Regions from separate parts of the Homo sapiens genome. Here region 2 is linked to region 1. A link is an interaction called in ENCODE POLR2A ChIA-PET data of the cell type or tissue named here. Cell type or tissue: PC-9. All regions are shown on one strand. Links, peaks and the distances in the headings refer to the core of each region. The heading gives the core; the rest is flanking DNA. Region 1 has its middle 110 kb from the start of LHX9. Region 2 has its middle 31 kb from the start of NEK7.

Region 1 (2,930 bases), core at 318-2,817:
TCCTACTTAAGAAATAATTCATGCAATAATGTGACATGAACCATAACTGCAACAACAACAATGATACTGAGTCACATAGTAAGGGCCAGACAATGCACTGAGCACTTTAAATGCATTAAAGCATGTAGTGGATGCTACTATGAGACAATCCTATATACACAAGGTAGCTCTTCCTAGCTGCATTTTACAGATGTGAACAATGAAGTACAGAGAGGTAAATTAACTCACTCAGGGTTGCATAGCTAAGAAATAGCATAGCGAGAATTAAAATCCAGATCTGTCTTACTTGAAGGTCATCATTTTTGGCTACTCTACTATATAGATCATTAAAGAGATCAGTTTGGACTATGTCAGACCAGTACTAAATTCTTGAGAATTTATATAAATGTACTAAGGAGAAACAAGACAAAAGCTAACAAATAGCGCACACCTCCCTATATGTATAAAAAATAATATTGAGGAAAGCAACACACTAAGAGACAAGAGACACAGGTTCTAATCTCAACAGTACCATGTAAACTTTCTACTTACTGTGAATTGGGGAAATTGCTTTAGGTCTCATAGGCTTGGGACTCATTAAATAAACTTCAATTCTCCTCTAAACTTAAAATTATAGCTAACAGTATAATTACTATGATAGCATTCTGTTAACAAAAAAGATGCCACCTAAAATTCATTGTATGCGAACATTACATTAGACTCTTCTCAGATATCCTTTAGATTCTCCATTTCCTAAATTTACTTATAACGTCATTTCCATGTTTGTTCTTAGAACTCTCTTCTGAACAGCATGTTCTGAGTCACTATCACTACTCCAAACTACACTGGAAATTTTGTCTTATATGCACTTTGCTTTCAGAGATAATTTGTAACTTCCTTCCCAAAAGGGTACCACTTTTTCTCTCAAGCAATGCAACCTTGGAACAAAAAGATATGGTATATATGGTTCTGTCATCTCCAAGTATTTAAGTACTCCCTGCAGTCAGGTATCATTATTCATTATCACCAGTTTTGACTTAACCCATTACTGGGTATTCAGTGACCATACAAGTTGGAGAAGGGGCCCTCTGAGGGCATGACAGTAGGCTGTTCTCATTCTAACCTTGCCATGGCAATCTAGAAGTCTCCAGGGACCTCCAAAATCAGACTATTCCTAAGTTCCTTTTCAGTAAAGAAGTAGAAGAAAACTGGGGAAACGGCAGGGGAAAAGGATGAAGAAGCAAGCTGGAGACCGATCAGGAAAACAACAGGAAGGATAAATATTTTTCACGCTGAGAAGAAGGTAAAAGATAAGCTGACAGAGATGTCTAATGGCCATAGATAGTGGGTTATTATAAAAGTAATAAAAATCCTTCCCTAAAGATGATAGAAAATTGTAAAGAAGGTGAAGAGTCAAGGAGAGGAGTAAAGACATTACAGGCAGTTCTCAATTCTAAAGCTCTTCCAATATCTTAGCATGAAAACAACTATGCATTGTCCAAGCAATGTGAGGTAAAAAAGCCTATCTCAAATATTTCAGGAGACTTTATTTTTAATGTTAGCATGAAGAAATTGCAATGAGAAAAGTAAACCAGTAATATCAACTTTTGTGAAGATTTTTATTAAAAAATCAAATGACACTAAATCTCTGATGCCCATTAAATCGTTCTAAAATCTAAAGAATCCTTCTTGAATGCTATATTCCTAATAAATAACACCTTTATTAGGAATCCTGGTCCTCATTTACCTGCTCATTTTTGGCTTTAAAAATTACATAAATAAGAACTTTATATAGTAGCTAATGATAATATATTATTAAACAAAGTTAGCCTACAGTGTCTTCTTGCATTAGTTATAGATGCACTAGAAGATTGTATGATGAGTAACCTAAAAATGCACCTATAGATGCATTTTTTGTAGCTTTAAGATGATGCTTGTAATGATTTCTATAACAGAACAGGCGTCTGTCCCTTAGTCAATCATTTAATTTCTTATTATAACAGGAAAAAATTAGATCTAACCTCTAGTATTTAGAGTTAGTACCAATTATCTAAAAACCAAACTCTGCTGTAACCAAAAAAGTGTCTATCAATAATTAAAGACACACATATATCAAGTTTTTTTTTTTTTTTTGAGACAGAGTTTCACTCTTGTTGCCCAGGCTGGAGTGCAATGGTCCAATCTTGGCTCACTGCAACCTTTGACTCCTAGACTCAAGCAATTCTCCTGCCTCAGCCTCCCAAGTAATTGAGATTACAGGCAGCTGCCACCCTGCCACCACACCCAGCTAATATTTTTTTTTTTTTTTTTTTTTTTTTTTTTTTTTTTTTTTTAGTAGAGATGGAGTTTCACCATGTTGGCCAGGCTGGTCTCGAACTCCTGACCTCAGTTGACCCACCCACCTTGGCCTCCCAAAGTGTTAGGATTACAGGCGTGAGCCACCATGCCTAGCCTCAACTTTTTATAGTTAAAAAAATTGTAGTGTGTAAATAATTACACAAAAAAAATTGTACAAGTATATCCCTGCATTCTGTCTCTCTCAATTTACTTACATACATAGCAAGCCATTAAAGGTTTTTTTTTTTTTAAGATAGTGGAATGCTGGAAATGTATTTTCTTCTTTTTGCTTTTGTACAGTATGCTAATTTTCTAAAATGAACAAATTTTACCTTTATAATCAGGAAAATGTTACTTTTAAAACATTCTTGAATTATGTTTTACTTGTCACTTCTAAGCTATCTTGATATTTGTTACTTAAATTATATTTTGCTTATTTCAATAACTATGTAAATACTGGTAAAGGTGAATGACATCTACTATCTAAATACTAAATATTTAGAATATCTAAATACCAGATATAGCTATTAAAAAGAGAAAATGTATTTCTGAATATTAACAGTACAAAACAATGCAAAGAAAGTGACAATTTGGGGACATCCGAAAACTGTCAT
Region 2 (2,930 bases), core at 219-2,718, 97 kb before region 1:
TTTTTTTTTTTGAGACAGAGTCTCACTCTGTCATCCAGGCTGGACAGTGTGTGATCTTGGCTCACTGCAATCTCTGCCTCCTGGGTTCAAGCGATTCTAGTGCCTCAGCCTCCCGAGTAGCTGGGATTACAAATGTGCACCATTTGTGATGAGCCTGGCTAATTTTTGTATTTTTAGTAGAGACGGGGTTTCACCATGTTGGCCAGGATGGTCTTGAACACCTTGCCTCAAATGATCCTCCCACCTCGGCCTCCCAAAGTGCTAGGATTACAGATGTGAGCTACCGTGTTCGGCCTGAAAGTCAAATTTAATTGGGCATTTATTTTTTAAATTGCTAAATCTGGCAACTGGAATGTAAAACTATTCACTGGGATGAGATATTGTTATCGCTCTTTTTAGAGCTAGGAGATACCTGAACATTGGTGGTTGGAAAAAATTACCATGTTTATACTAGATTAGGCAACAGATCATGTTTTGAATTAAAATTCTTGCTCACCAGTAAATTTATTATTTACCTACTCTGTGTTTTAAAGTTCTAATTTCTATAATTATGTTTCTGTCCGTAGTGACATTAAGAGTCCATGTTTTATAAAATGACAAGAGTGATATTGAGATATAAGTTCATATTTAGCAGTAGAAAAAAAAGAGAACTACTTAACTTCACCGATTGACCTTTCTAAATTATAAAACATAAAATCGTCTTAACAATATTTTATGAGGCTTGGACTCCTAACTGGGCTAGTTACTAATTACCAGAAAATGCCTGACCTAGGGGTCACTGTTATTATTGAAAGCAGCTCAAAATTCATAACAAAATATTACATAATCAGTGTTTTATGTGTTGAAATGTGAAATGTTGAATGGTCATTTGCCAGCAGATTCTGTGCTGCTTGTAGTTCTCATCATTTTTTTTTGTAAGTAGTTTAAAGAGTAACCAATTAGAAAGCTTACTGGAATAACCAATTGGGAAGCAAGGTTTAATTCTCAACATTCCATTAGGTTTATAATATACAATAAACTTGAAGGCTACCACTTTTCACTAGGCCTGCCAATTAGCTTGTCTACATCCAGGTTGGAATCCCAGCCAAGAATTGTGCACTAAAATAAGTTGAAATGGGCTCCATTTAATCCATAATTTCTTTAGTCCAGATCACACCACTGTTATGAGTAAAGAATGAGAAAGGGTTTTTTTTGTTTGTTTTGTTTTGTTTTGTTTAGCAATGACCAGTCCCATGCCTTACACTATGAGGAATTTGACAGTGACAAGTGAGCTCTGATGTCTCTGTGATTTCTTTGGTTGAGTGCCAGCATCCAAAGTCTCTGGTATTTAAAGCTCATCCTGCTTGAGCCTCCTGCATTTTGTACTCTCAGTGAAGATTTGCAAAAAACTTTTACTCAGAACTACTTGAATACAGGGCATAATTTATTATTTGGAGAGTTCAGTTTATTCTCAAAAAAATATTTAGGTGATGGAAACATTTACCTTTCTACATTTCCTTGAATCTACTACCACTCATTGTAAGACACCAGGGATTTTTAGACAGCATTTGGTGACAAAACAACAAGACAATATTAATTCTATATAAAATATATGCTGTATTTAATATGTGATTCATAAACACTATTAAATGCATATACTAATTATACATTTATTCTAATTTCATCGAGTTAAGTTTATCCATTCAGCTTGTATTAATTAAGTCCCTACTTTTGCCAAATACTGTTTTAAGTGCTGTTTCAACAAGTTGGATAAGGAGCTTACATTCTTGCAAATAGATGTATCTTAGATGTGCCTTAGATGTGTTTTAGAATCGAAGAAATACAGTGACTTAAGTGAATTCTTTTGAATTAGTGGCCTTAATAAGGGCTTAATGAAAATGAAGATACTTGGGAAAATATCAAAAGAATGTTGTCGCCCATTTGTAAATAAACAGGCACTTAGCATCTATCATTGGCACTGAATTTACATGTTCCATATACTTTCTGCTGGCTAATACGTGTGGCTCCCTATAAAGCCATCATGTTCATCATTTTAGTAACATTTTTATGTAGGAGTTGTTTGTTTGTTTGCTGCTCAAAGCAACTCACTCTCCTGTTTTAAGAAATCTAGACTGAGCCGTGAGCATACAGTTTTGGAGGGTAACCCTCCAAAAATTAAAGATTTTTGCAGAGAAAATTTTCCAGAGAAAATTAAAGATGAAACATTAGTCCCTAGTCTAAAATTATGAAATAACTTCATTGGTTTTCTAGGAATTATCTCAGGTAGCAACATAGAGAAAGGGAAGTATACATGAACAGTTGGTGCTTTTTTACTCAGTCCCTTAAATATTATTACCACCTCTTCTGTTAACTTCTATGTGCTTGCCAGATTCCTCATTTTAAAAGGTTTTCAAGTCACTGATTTTGTAAGAAATAAAGAATAGTCATTGCCAGCACTATCCTTTTTTCTAAAATTAGTATTTCTAATCACATTAGACATGTTTTCAGTATCTAGAGAGGATGCCTACTCCCTACAGCTATCATGAACCATTAACTTTAATTAAAATTTACAAGTCTAATGTTGTTACATCTGCTAAAAGCATTAACTTCCATGTTAATTATGAAAATGTTAATGTTACATTAAAATAATGTTCCCTTTTGACAGTTCATCTATAGTTTAATTATTTATTTTGTTGGGGAATAAGTTCTAAAAATTGAGAAGAGAAAAGACTGTGAAGTCAAATTAGAAAAACGAGATAGAGTAGCAAAACTTCTAAGGAGTAAACCTTGTGATTCAGATAAAAGTGGCTGAAGCATACTTGTTTTCTTTATTCTGTATTTAGGAAATGTGTTCTCTTGTCTTGCATCTGAAATATTTTTTACAATAGTTCTTCCCCGTTTTCTTCTTGCAGCTAGTTTATAGTCATGTGTGATATCAGCACTCCCAAGTG

Evidence for each region. Peaks named below come from ENCODE experiments on the same cell type or tissue, not always from the same donor. Only the 100,000 strongest peaks of a DNase experiment are listed, where the experiment ranks them.
Region 2: POLR2A ChIA-PET joins it to region 1 with 8 read pairs; 2 of 35 experiments call an interaction of 5 or more read pairs at or near these places.

What each region holds. Positions count from the first base shown.
Region 1 is chr1:198,027,541-198,030,470 of GRCh38, reverse strand. No RefSeq gene overlaps it. Among named protein-coding and RNA genes, the nearest start is that of LHX9, 110 kb to the right of the region's middle. In PC-9, for the core only: no CTCF peak of the experiment used is centred there; no DNase peak of the experiment used is centred there.
Region 2 is chr1:198,124,488-198,127,417 of GRCh38, reverse strand. No RefSeq gene overlaps it. Among named protein-coding and RNA genes, the nearest start is that of NEK7, 31 kb to the left of the region's middle. In PC-9, for the core only: no CTCF peak of the experiment used is centred there; DNase peaks (open chromatin) are centred at 847 and 1,247; H3K27ac peaks cover 1,056 bases.